Linked DNA regions of Homo sapiens: region 2 is linked to region 1. The links are chromatin contacts, found by Hi-C or POLR2A ChIA-PET in ENCODE. All regions are on one chromosome and are shown on one strand. The core of a region is the stretch at or near the end of the contact, and the rest is flanking DNA. Distances in the headings are between cores, read along the strand shown.

The links. A loop is a pair of places that touch in the nucleus more often than their neighbours do. ChIA-PET counts read pairs that join two places held with the same protein, here RNA polymerase II (POLR2A). Pooled maps may share reads with other maps.
Region 2: a pooled map shows a loop between it and region 1 (2.4-fold over the local background). The contact joins two enhancer-like sites. A Hi-C loop is called at or near these places in 2 of 50 pooled maps. POLR2A ChIA-PET finds 5 or more read pairs at or near these places in 2 of 52 experiments (A673 and activated B cell).

Annotation. Positions count from the first base shown.
Region 1 is chr10:110,840,895-110,847,570 of GRCh38, reverse strand. No RefSeq gene overlaps it. Among named protein-coding and RNA genes, the nearest start is that of PDCD4-AS1, 27 kb to the left of the region's middle. RefSeq lists enhancers at 3,674-3,833, 4,194-4,243, 4,394-4,453, 4,464-4,533, 4,604-4,663 and 3 more. Within about 2 kb of position 4,375, at least 10 of the 41 ENCODE cell types and tissues checked have a DNase peak (open chromatin) inside an H3K27ac peak, as active enhancers do.
Region 2 is chr10:110,323,108-110,329,783 of GRCh38, reverse strand. No RefSeq gene overlaps it. Among named protein-coding and RNA genes, the nearest start is that of SMNDC1, 22 kb to the right of the region's middle. RefSeq lists an enhancer at 4,416-4,575. Within about 2 kb of position 2,948, at least 3 of the 41 ENCODE cell types and tissues checked have a DNase peak (open chromatin) inside an H3K27ac peak, as active enhancers do.

The sequences.
Region 1 (6,676 bases), core at 3,126-5,625:
ACAGGAATACTTGTTGAACCAGGAGCCAAAAGAAACAGGCAGATAGAGCGGCTGCAGCCCAGGGCCAGGATGGATGGGAGTGTTACCTGTGATGGGGCATCCCGGGAAGGCTCAGATTTGAAACTGCCAAACGTGACAGCTCTCAGGGAGCTTCATATGCACGCATACACACTTGCACACATGCACATGTGGACAGACACAGGCACTTGCACACACGTGTTTAAATAATAGGTTGATGTCTTTCTCTGCTACGTCACACCAGGAGGGAAGGAGGCTGGGCCAGGATGATGGTCTCATTTCCAGAGAGGAAAAGGCCTGGGGGTGAGGAGGGGAGGTAGGGGGAAAAGGAAGTGACCCAATCAAGTCACCCTGCAATTCAGTGGAAGAAGCAGGATGGGCAGCATAGGGTTCATATGGCTTTCCTGGGCTGGCTGGGCTGTCTCAGGTGGGAAATCTGGGCTGCAGAGAGCTTGGGGGATTTGTCTCATCCCAAAGCAGAAGGGTTGCATTAGCCTAGCTGGCTCGAGACCAAGGCATCAGAGGGGCCGAAGTCACACACCTATCCCCACACCTGAAGTAAAAACTAGCCACAAAAGGCTGGACAACATGCTGATGAGTGGCCTCCCCCAGATGAAGAAGCCTCATAACTGGGGAAATGTGGAGCTGGAAGGAGGAAGGGGCAGCAGGAAGGCAGCCTACGGGGAGAAGATCATGCTTCCCCAGGACCTTAGGAAAAACAAGGGAAAAGCTGGGAGGATGAGTCTACAGAGAGAGGGAGGAAGGGAGCCCCACTTTGGCCACCCAGCTGCACCCTAGTGTTTGGGTCCTTGGCCCCTATAGTGTCCAGCAGCCAGCTGTGGAGTCTCAGTGTTCTCATGGTTGGAGAAGACCCCTGGGAGAGCTCAGGAGGCTCTTGCTGATGTGGGTGGGCTGCACCCTGACTGGCCAGTTCCCACCTCTCTGAGCTGAACGCTGTTGCTGTGACAGGATCATGCAAGAAGCCAGTCCTGGGTATGCTGAGTGTGCCATGCCCTTTGCTGGGTGCTCAGCAATGGGAATATAAATAAGGGGAGAGGCTGTGCTCAGGAGGAGCTCAGGAAGAAATCGTGTGTCAACACAGGTGCAGCTGAAGTCCAAACTGCTTTGCAAATCCCACCCCAGAGCAGAGCTGCCAAGGCTGCCTGCACCCTAGGGATTGCCAAAGGCCTGCTCTGAGCTCAGAGCCTGTGGAAAAAGTCAGTAAGGTTTTATTAGGAGGTGGATTTGTAGACCTGGGATAGGTGGGGAGGAACCCCTGAGACTAAGAGGCCTAGTTCCCTGGGGGCTTTCAGAGCTGGTCCCATGCCAAGCTTCAAAGCCTCCTTCTCAGCCCCTACTCTCTGGTAATTCCTGGCTGCAGGGTATGTGTGTGTCTGGGAACAGGTCAAGTTTAATTATTAATCATCTGGCTGGCCTAATCAATCTAGACCAAGGTCTCTCTCTTCCAGGGCTGTGAAATTCCCACTCAGTGACCCAAGTCTCCCAGTGCTTTTTAGACATGAAGAGAGGAAGGTGCCAGGAGCCTCCCTGCAGCCCTTGGGTCTTTGGAGGCATTGAATAGGTGTGGGCATCAGGCAGGCAGTCAGGCAGGCGTGGTTTGCAAAGTGCAGGGTGAACCAAGGCCATCTACCCAGTGTTGACAGAACTGTCATAAACCCTGCTTTGTTCTCAGCTCTGCCTGGGAAGGTCCTAGAGAACTGGGTGGGCCTGGCTAGGTGGAGGTGCAGAGTGAGGACAGACAGGTTTGGGGAGGAGATGCCCCTGGGGACACAGAGATGCAGCCTACACAGGAGCCCTGGCTCTGTGGCTATAGAAGAAGCCAGCTGTTAAAAGGCCAAGCTTTGGGCAACATAAGCAGGGCTGTGTTATCCACTTTCAGAGCCAACTGCCAGCCCTGGGGTAGGGGGACCAGGGAAGGGAAGGATGGGTAGGGGGAGGGAAGGTGGTGGGCGGGTAGGGTGCTCCCTGGCACTGCTCCAAGGACCCACCCTGCTCCTAGAGCCAGCCAGCTGTGCCAGTCCTCATGGTACTTGGGCAGAGGTACCATGGGTTGGTACCTGGGCAGTGTGTGACTGGGCAGAGACTTAGGACTCAGGTCTCTGTTGCTCCAGCAAGTCCCAGAAGTGAGCAACAGATAACTTAGTCCTTCAACTAACATTCACTGGTATCTGCTCTGTAGTGGGGATACCAGTGTGCACAGGGGAAGCAGGATACACTTCTTGACCTTGGAGACTCAATGACTACTGCAGAGGCAAATCTATAAACAGATAACAAGGAAACATGATAAGGGCTATAAAAGAGGGGCCTCTTGGGAGGCCAAGGCTGGCAGATCACGAGATCAGGAGATCGAGACCATCCTGGCTAAAATGGTGAAACCCCGTCTCTACTAAAAATACAAAAAATTAGCCAGGCGTGGTGGCGGGCACCTGTGGTCCCAGCTACTCGGGAGGCTGAGGCAGGAGAATGGCGTGAACCCGGGAGGCGGAGCTTGCAGTGAGCCAAGATGGCACCACTGCACTCCAGCCTGGGTGACAGAGTGAGACTCCGCCTCAAAAAAAAAAGAAAAAAAAAAAAGAGGGGCCTTTGTGTGTGTGTCTGGGCTAGGGGTACAAAGTGTTCTGGGACACAGTGGGGGACCAGCAATACCTGCAGGGAGGTCAGAGAAGTCAAGGAAGGCTTCGTAAAGAAGACAACACCTAAGTAGAATGTTAAAAAAAAAAAGTCGTAGTTTCCAGGTAGACAGAAAGGGCCAAAAGGTATTCCTAGCAGTGGGAAAACCATTTACAAAATCAAGGAGCTGGAAGGGGCCTATTTGGGAACCCCCGAGGCACTGAGCATAGCTGAACCACAAATGGAGGCTGTGGGGGTGAGAAGGTGGGTGGAGAGGAGGCAAGATTAAGTAGGGTCGGTGGAGGGCCAAGCTAAGCCATACGAGGAGCCCAGGAGACAAAAACCACAGAGACCAGGCTGGCCGACCCCAAGCAAGCCTGCCTCATGGGTAGGCTCCCCTGCTGGGGGCAGGAGGATGGTAATAAGGACCATAGCTCCCCACAGGCCCATGTGGGAGATTCAGGTAGAGAAGTGACCACCCCCCACCTTGTGATTGACAGCAAGTCTCCACTCTTATTTTCTTCCCAAAAACCTCTGGCACGCACAAGGCACACATCAAATGCACAGATGGGAAAACCGAAGCAACAGAAGGTAAACATTTGCCTACATCTCAGAATGAGTTCATTGTGGATTTGACCCAGGAACTCAAGGTCCTGATTCCCAGCATGGAGATCTGTCCCTGAGCCAGAAAGCTCTGTTCTTCCTAGGCTTGCATACAGTGATGGTGAGAGATCTCACGGGCAAACGGGGCACACCTTTTGCACCCCTCCTCCCTAGGCCGCTCCTTATCAGACAGGTTTGAGGGGAAGTTCCCAAACTGCCAGAGAGAATCAGCACTTCCCAGTCAGGCTTTGTTCCCTCCTGGCTGTGGTCATCCGTTTGGGGTAACCCCAAAGAATAAATGCTGGAGAGGTTTATTTCCCCCAACAATCCAAAGAGCAGGGGCCCCACCCTAGAGCTCTCTATTGTCAGGTGGGTGTGGCAGGGCACTCAGGTAGTAGAGATGATGGTGGCCTCCTCCTTGGCCTGTGAACACTGGTTCCTGGAAGTTCAGCCACTTAACAGAGAAATTTGAAAAACAGAGCTTGAAAATAAACCCAAACAAAAATTCATGAACTCCAGCCAGCATACTCACTCTCAGGTGGCTGGGCAGGTGTGAGCAAGGATCAGGCCTTCGGACACTGGGAGGTGTTGCCCCAACATCAGGAACCAGTTCACACAGACCAGAAGCCATCCCAGTGTCCCCGCTCCCACTATGCTCTTCTCCAATGTTGGGCTGTGAGCTCCCTAAGGATTTTTCCAACACCTCTCAGTACCTCTGTACTGTCCCTCAGGAGAATTATTCCAGAATATAGAGTCAAGTAGAACAATCTCCCCAGATAACCTGGAATGCTCTCTCCAGCCTAAGGACAGAGCATGTTTTTTTTTTTTTTCTTTCTGCCTTGGCTCCCAGGAGGCTTCTAGTCACATCTCTTGCTGTATGAGCCCTTACAGACCATATATTTGCTGCCTCCAACTTTCTTCAATCCTTGTTTATAATTTTTTGTTGTCTTAATCTGGACACATGGCATCATGTATGTGCAACATCTCTACTCCATGTTGGAAACAGGTGGCAGGCAAGTCAACAATCTAGTTTCACTCAGGAAGGAGAGGTCACAAGTGCAATCCGGCTAGCATTTTGGGGCTGTGGGAAATCCCCTTTTGATCACTCCCCTTTGTCCCCAAGTCCCCTGAGAGCAGAAAGCAAGCTGCTTCTCTTTCTTCTCCTCCCTGAAACAGGAGGAACTTGAGCAGCCCCCGGGGCCCTCCTTCCTCTCTTGCCCTCAGACTCAGCTCCCCTGGAATATTCTCCCAAGTGAGAAGAAGGAAGAAACAGTATTTCTCTGGGTATAGTGCTGTGGGTGGAGGCCTTTCTTTACTTTCCAGGGAGGAGAGGTACTGGAGAAATCAGTTTCTGGAATTTAACAATCAGGAATTCAGCCATAGGTAACTGCAGTATTGCTAAATTAGACTTTCTAATTTATCCAAGCAGCTCTGGGCAGACCCAGAGTCTAGAGGCTTTAGGGAGAGGCAGGAACAGGAGGTAGGCAGTGGAGAATAGTGGCTAAGAGTGTGGTTTGACAGTCATGTGGACCTGGGTTTGAATCCCAACTCTGCCACTTACTGGTCGTCTGACCCTTGACAAACCACTTTGTCTCTCGGAGCCTCATTTTCCATCTATGAAATGGGGAGAATAACAGTACCTGCTTCTCCAGTTGTGAAGAGGCCAAGAGACAGTGCCCCTATGGAGTACACTAAGTGTGCCATGCAGGGGGACTCAGGAATCAGCAGGGCCGAGCTGACAGCAGTAGTGTCTTGTGGAAGAGGGAGAGAAAGTGTGTGTGACCCCAGAGTTCCTCGCTGACAGCAACGCGGCCCTGGGCAGTGGCCCTGTTCCTTGTTTCTCCTCTGAGTAAGGATTGCTGACTCCACACAGCTCTCTGTCTTCAGCAGCAGGGCTTCCATCAGATCTCGAGGAGCTGTTTAATAACCACAACACTTCCAGCCATTAACAAAGATAAAGACAGCATTGGAAAATTGACTTTTGCCTGAGCACAGTAAGTACGAACCCAACTAAAAATCATAACACATGCTCCCAAACCCAGTTCGATGACTGTGACACGCTCCCACCCCCATCCTTCGCCGCCTCCCCCACCCACCAGCTGCCACCAGCCCCTTCTGCCATGGCCATGCTGGTCTCCTTTTCTCTGCCTCCTACTGTCAAGCCTTTTTCACACTAAAGTGCCCCTACCTTCAATGGCCCTACCACCCAGTAAAATAAATGCTGCTTCTATTCCAGGAGCTACTGGGGAAGTCCCTGGTTGACATCTAGGGCAGTGTTTCTCTAAGTGTCATCGGTGGACTGCACCTGCATTGAATTACCCCCCAGGCTTGCTAAGATGCAAATGCCTGGGTCCTCCCCGTGACCTAATGAGTCAGAATCTCCATGGGGGCGCCAGGAATATGCATTTTTAGCAAGCTCACCAGGTGCGGCTGATGCACCCAAAGCATGAGAATCCATGATTTCTCTTGAGTCCCTTGCTGAGTGCCAAAGTCCAGCTAGGACCAGACCTGGAAAATTCACACGATAATGTAATCGAAATATCATAAACTCTCCAAGTAGCCCCAGCAAGACTCAAGGGATCTGGATTCTAGTCTTGGCCCTATACCAATAAGCTGTGTTGCCTCAAACAAGTCACCTCTCTTCTCTGGGCCTGTTTTCTGGCTTGTAAAAGGAAGAGCAGAGGCTTGGGGGTCTCTGGGGCCATCCTGCTCCAACATGCTTGGAATTTCACTCAGGATAGGCACCTTTATATGACTGCCATTGTGGGAAAAGAGAATGGGGAGTTGACAGGGTTGAGCCCAGATGTCCAACCACTGCCTAAGAGGGCAGTTAACAGTTGCTGTTGCCAGGTTTGATGGTTCATGCCTGTAATCCCAACATTTTGGGAGGCTGAGGTGGGTGGATTGCTTGAGCCCAGGAGTTTGAAACTAGCCTGGGCAACATAGTGAAACCCTATCTCTACAAAAAAAAGTTAGCCAGAGGTGGTGGCACATGCCTGTAGTCCCAGCTATTTGGGAGGCTGAAGCAGGAGGATGGCTTGGATCCAGGAAATAGAGGCTATAGCAAGCTGAGATCGCGTGCCACTGCCCTCCAGCCTGGGTGATAGAGTGAGAGCCTGTCTCAAACAAACAAACAAAGAAAAGAAAGCAAGGTTAGTATCCAAGTGCCCTGACCTAGTAGGGCATTATGAGGAGGAATCCCAGTGTCTAGGCTGTGGCAGAGTCAGGCAGGGGCAGTCTGGAGTTGATCCCTGGGGATAGGTGTGGTACAGGGAGTAGGTCTGAGTGTCAGAGGTCCAGCCTGGTGGACTGGCTCAGAACCAGGCTCTAGGGCCCACAGAGATATCAGAGAGCAAATGGGAACACCCAGGCTTGGGGGAACAACTGCAACTCGAGGGAAGGGGGTGTCCCTGGCTGGGTGTCT
Region 2 (6,676 bases), core at 1,699-4,198, 520 kb after region 1:
GCTATTCATTCTCCTCAGGGCATTCTTGCCCCAGTCTTTGAATGGCCGCTTCTTTGTATCTTGTCATTATGACCGCAATTCAAATGTTGCCCCCTCTGAGAGATGGGCCCTGTCTGAGAGCAGGTGGCTCGCTCCTATTTAATCTTCTTAATAGCTCTTATTTATACCTAAACTTTTCGTATGTATTTATTGTTGACTACTTTAACAATTGTCTCCTCCTGCTGGAATGTAAGCTCTTTGAGGGCAAGGACTTCTGTTTATAGCTGTATCCCCAGTACTTAGAACAATATCTGGCAACAGAAATCACTACATAAGTATTAGTTGATTGGCTGGATTTCCTCAACTCTTTTTTTTTTTTTTTTTTAAGATGGAGTCTCTCTCTGTCACCCAGGCTGGAGTGCAGTGGCGCAATCTCAGCTCACTGCAAGCTCCGCCTCCTGGGTTCAAGCAATTTTCGTGCCTCAGCCTCCCAAGTAGCTGGGATTACAGGCATGCACCACCACACCTGGCTAATTTTTGTATTTCTAGTAGAGACGGGGTTTCACCATGTTGGCCAGGCTGGTCTCAAACTCCTCCTGGTCTCAAGTAATCTACCCACCTTGGCCTCCCAAAGTGCTGGGATTACAGGTGTGAGCCACTGCGCCTGGCCTGGAGTTCATCAGCTCTGACAAGATGGGAAAGCAGTTACTTATCATACAGTCTCCATTGTTTATCATTTCAGGACACCAAGTTGTTAGTAATGGAAACCCAATTCAGGCTGGCTTAAGCAATAGTCATAGAGAAGACCAGTGGTAGGCCTCTCTTCAGGCACAGCTGGTACCAGAAACTCAAATTATGTCACCAGAATTATTGTCTTTCAATCTATCCCCTACTTCCCGAGCTATGCTTTTTTCTGAGTTGGTTCCATCTGCTGCCAGGCCAGCTCCATGCAGTGACTCCTGCCAACCCTGGGTTTACATTCTACATTGTATAGCTCGGCAACCTCAGCAGAGAAAAACTGGCCCCTTCTCAGTAGTTCTAGCAAAAGTCTCAGAATTAACTTCCATTGGAACAACGTAGATCATGTGCCCATCCCCGAACTAATCACAGTGTATAGAGGAATGGAATATGCTAATTAGCCAAGCCACTTGCCCACTCCTAGATAGGAGAGCATGGTTGGCAGTGATCCTTTGGCACAAGGGTTCCCATTTGAACCACTTTTGTTGGTTGAACCGATCTATTTGTACAACTAGAAACATAAAGCTTATTTCTCTAGAGAAGCTGCTAACCTGACCCACAAGTGCAGTTTTATTCCCACCAGAATATAAAATCCATAAGGACAAGGACTTGGTTTAGTTACTACTTTATCTCCAGTACTCGGTAAGTCTAGGCATTCAATGACAATGAATTTTTTTTTTTGGAGGGGGGATGGAGTCTCGCTCTGTAGCCCAGGCTGGAGTGCAGTGGCGTGATCTCGGCTCACTGCAAGCTCCACCTCCCGGGTTCATGCCATTCTGCCTCAGCCTCCCGAGTAGCTGGAACTACAGGCGCCCGCCACCATGCCCGACTAATTTTTTGTATTTTTAGTAGAGACGGGATTTCACCGTGTTAGCCAGGATGGTCTCCATCTCCTGACCTCGTGATCTGCCCACCTCGGCCTCCCAAAGTGCTGGGATTACAGGCGTGAGCCACCATGCCTGGCCGAATTTTTTCATTCATTCAATAAATGCTTACTGAAGCATTTAGTAAACAGGGCATTACCTGAGCTGCATGGTTTGAAGGCAGAGGAGGCGCAGTCCCCCAAAGAAAACTGCAATGCTATCTCCAGGGGAATAGAAGCAGGTTGGGCAAAAACAAAACAAAAACTATCTCAATTATCTGTTTTGGGGAACTAAAGCATCTTACTGAAAATTTTGCCAGTTCCAGAAGAACCAGTAGTTTTAGAGCTTAAGGATGAAAAACAGTCTGATTGCTGCCATCGTACAGCCCAGCCTAGTGACTTCATTCACCCTTTTAACATTTACACAGCACTGACTGTGTGCCATATCTCACAAAGCCTGTAGGACTCCTCCTACCCTTGAAGGGTACACCCTTTGTCATTGTCCTTTCTGTCAGCTGGTGCTGAGTTTTATTACTGGGACCTAACCTCAGGATCTTAGGGTCAAAGTCCTTACCTCTTGCTCCCCAAGTGTCCAGGCTTAAAGTTCCTGAGCCCTGCTCTATGAAGCCCTCATCTTCCAGGTCTAGCGTGTTTACCTTTGCCTTGCGTTATCACTAATCTTCCTGAATTTGGCCCTTACCTCAGGTTGCTGGACTGCTTCCCCTCCTATCCTACCCCTTGGAATTTGCTCTCTGGCCAGCCCAGCTGAATCACCAGGCCTGTTGCTGCCCCAAACATTTCTTCATTTCGGTCATTTTACTTGCCAGGTGACTCTTTCCTTAATCTGAGTGGTGAATGTAGCCACCCTAGCTAGCATTGACTTCCCCGGAGAAGTTATGGGATCATCCCAACATTTGTGCAAAGAATACATCTAAGGCAATCTTGAAAAAGAGGCTATCCTATACAAAAATAAAGAAGAAAGGCTGTCCCTCAGTTTAAGCTGCACTAGACAATCTGTAAGTTGGAAGCATCCTCCCTTTGCCTGCTTTCTTGCAGACAGAAGACCTAGAGATGAGCTGATCCCTACCTCTCGTGATACCTTGCACTGACTCAAATATTAACATTCAGCAGGTCGTCAGTTTCCCCTTCTTCCAGTTTCATTCATTTGTTAAAATCGAGTTATCCTGAATCTTTCAGATTGTTACTCCTCACTTTGTCTTCTGCAATCGAGGACCTGTCTCATGCTCTGGTGTTGAGATCTGGGAACAAGAGCCCTGTAGTTTTTCCTCTGAGTCATAAACTTAGGGACAAAGTATTCTTCATGATTCTTCTTGTCATTTCCTTTTTCTTTAGCTGCAGAAAGTCACTCTGGTGGTCAGGTGAATTCCTAAGCAGTGATTCTTTAGCACAAATGTTACCATTCTAACCCCTAATGTGGGTTGAACCATCTGTTTGTACAACTAGAAACATAAAGTTTATTTCTCTAGAGAAGCTGCTAACCTGACCCACAAGTGCAGTTTTATTCCCACCAGAATATAAAATCCATAAGGAAAGGGACTTCTTTTAGTTGCTACTGTATCTCCAGTACCCAGCAAGTCTAGGCACTCAATGACGATGAAGTCATTCATACATTCAACAAATACTTATTGAAGCATTTACTAAAGAGGGCATTGTGTCAGATGATACTTGAGAAGGAATTAAAAGCAAATGTAGCCAGGAGGATATTTCAGCCACAAGTAACAGAGCTGCCTTAAACCATGAGGCATTTCCTGGTGCACAGAAATGGAAATCCAAATTGAGATCAGCTCAGGGTAGCTCCATCCACCGTCAAAGACCAAGGTGTTTTCATAGCATTATCCTAAGCCCTGTTACCTCTGGGGAAAGGAGAGAGGAAAGAGAGAGAGAAAGGTCCCAGAATGGCTGTCAGTAACAACTAGAATCATGACAGGAGAGCAAAGCTTCCCAAAGTGAGGGAAACTCTTCCCAGAAGCCTCCAGCAGTCCTTCTGGGTCTCAATGGCCAGTCACATCCCCACTCCTGAATCATGGATTTAGGCTCAGACAAATCAGCCCCTCACCTGACACTGAAGGCGGGGTCAGCTTCCCTGAAGCCACGGGGCTGCGTGGAGGAGGAGTGACCCTCTGAACAGAAACTTTGAGAAAGGGAGGAGGAGTTAGAAGGGTTGGATGGGGTGGAGGGCAACTGTAGCATTCACTACGAATCATACCTAGCATTTGTCATGAAAGTCTATAGTTTAAAAAATATCCGTCTGTATGTTAACTCGTTTAATCCTTCCAATGATGGTAAGCTAGTGGTTCTCATTTCAGCCGCAAGTCAGAGTCACCTATGGAGTGATCTTGATTCAGAAGGCCCGGAGTGGGGTCTGGACATTTGTAGTTTATTTGTTGTTGTTGCTGTTTGAGTTGGGGTCTTACTGTGTCACCCAGGCTGGAGTGCAGTGATGTGAACATGGCTCACTGTAGCCTCAAACTCCTGGGCTCAAGCAATCCTCCCACCTCAGCCTCCCGAGTAGCTGGGACCACAGGTGCATGCCACCATGCCTGGCTAATTTTTAAATTTTTTATTTTGTAGAGATGGGGTCTCACTATGTTGTCTAGGCTGGTTTTGAATTCCTGGGCTCAAGCAATCCTCCCACCTTGGCCTCCACTGGGATTACAGAGTGAGCCACTGCACCCAACCTAGACATTTGTAGTTCTTAAAAGCTATATGGGTAGTTCTGATGCCCAGCCTGCATTGCACACCAGGGCTGTGAGCTAAGCAGCTTATCCCACAGGTGTGCAAATAAGAATTCAGCAGAGTCCCTGCCTTGGAAAGTCTATACTGTGTGTGTATGTTAGGAGATTTTTACATGCAAGCCAGAGTTGTTCAGGGGAGGAAGAGCTCCCCACAGGACAGAATGTTGGTGAAGGTTACTGGGCAAGAGTGAGAATGAAGAAGACTTTTGTGTAGAGAAGCAAGGGCAATGATGTAGCCAGAAGGGCACAGCATGAGCTGGGGTAAAAAAAGATGGAACACTCGTCAAATTCATGTGTCATCTTTATCTGATCTCTCTTTTTTGTCATATTAGTTTGTGGGAAGGGAAGTTTTCTTATCATGAGCCAATGACTGGAGAAGCTGAGGTTTGTTTCCAGAACTCGGTGAATCAATGCTATCTGATATTCCTGATACTTTGCTGAAACTGTTCACCAAACTTCCTCTTTGAGCACAAAGGGGATTTTAAGAGGCAACATTGGGGCTTTCACATATTTATGTTTTTAAAATCAAATACACCGAGTGGAAAAACCCTATGAGATCACCTCTGTGCCCTAAGCAAACTGCAAGGGATATACAATCATCTTCTTAAGAGAAGGAGGCATTTCAATTCCTTCTCAAACCAAACAAAGATAAACCTGATCAAATCCAGCCAGGCTGCAAAAGTGATTAGGAGGAAGGCTAGAAACAACCTGGAGAATACAGAGGAAGTTTGTAAATTGGCTGGCAATTGGATTACATTTAAAAATTCAATTAGTGACAGATTCAGAATAGCGTTTCCTTCGGTGAGTTTGTTAACTACCGGGCAGAGCCTTGGTTGTTTGCTGATAGCACAGAAAGTGAGTCATTCAGTGTTGGGCTGGGACAAGTGTCACCCACTCACTTTGATGGATACACCCCAAGCATAGAAATATGTGGTCAATGGGAGTTCAAGACCAGCCTGACCAACATGGAGAAACCCTGTCTCTACTAAAAATACAAAATTAGCTGGGCATGGTGGCACATGCCTGTAATCCCAGCTACCAGAAGTTTGAGGCAGGAGAATCACCTTAACCCAGGAGGCGAAAGTTGCAGTGAGCCAAGATCACGCCATTGCACTCCAGCCTGGGCAACCAGAGTGAAACTCCATCTCAAAAAAAAAAAAGAAATATGTGGTCTGATTTTTTTGAGCTCTATCACTGCTCACTGTTCTTGACAACTTATTTTCCTTCTTTGACTTACCTTTGTTGATGCTACTTCTGCTACTTCTAAATTGCTTTTTAGTAAACCATGAAGGGGTCTCCCTCATATGAAAGGAGTTTCTTGGGGGTACAAAGAGAGTTGGCAACAGATGTTCAGTATATGGCTTGGGCTGGACATTGGAGGAATATTGCCTCTCCCAGGTCTCAGGACTCCCACCTATGTTATCTATTAAGTGGACTCAGGATAAGAATTCTGGGATAGACAAGAGATATCTACAGAAAGCACTAGTGTGGTAATTAGCTCCGGCAATGAAAATAAACAAAACATGTACAAATCTTTCAAGTATGGTCATAATATAATCTTTATAAGAGAAATGTTATCATCTGGGAGGACGATAGAAAGGAAAGAAAGGATGGAAAGAAAAGCACCAGGTCACAGAGGAGGGAACTGGCATAGTGAGCTGACTCACTAGGTCCCTGGGCCTATGCTCAACCAGCTCCAGAAGACAAGGAGCAAGAGCAGGAATGTGCGGGAGGGCAGCTGATGTGGCAGTGATGCAGCAGCAGAGAGGCCTCCTGACAGAGCTAAACCTGACTCATGCCCATTTGTCTGGGACAGCCAGATCTTTCTGCAGGTCCCATTTTTCCTGGTTTAAGCTGGTCTGTAAGTTGAGTGAGAATCATTTTCCTGGGTGTCAACTCTGTGGCCTTCCCTTCAGAGTGGACATAAAATCAATAATGCTGATGAGCTGAAAATGACTGCAAACAAAAGACAATATTTTGGAGAAATTTGGGCTTTGTTTTGGCAAATGAGTGGCTTAAGAGTTAGAAGGAAGAATCCTAGGGATATGAGTGATGGACATGAGTACTAGTCCACAAAAAGTGGTATAAAAAGCAAAGAAGGGTAGTCTCTCACCTACAGCAGAAAAGAGTCCAAAACGGTTTCATTGAAAAAGATCACTCTCCTAGTTTAAGCTTATTGTTGGTCTACTCATGTGCTAGTGACCAAAGTTACACATGAATTGCTTAGCCCAACGCATCTCCTTGGTGGAAAAATAAGCTCAGTTGCCTCACTGTCCATTATGTAAGCACGTGTACAAAGTTCCCCTCCTTGGGCCTTTGCCTCAGGTTCTTTGCTGGTTTT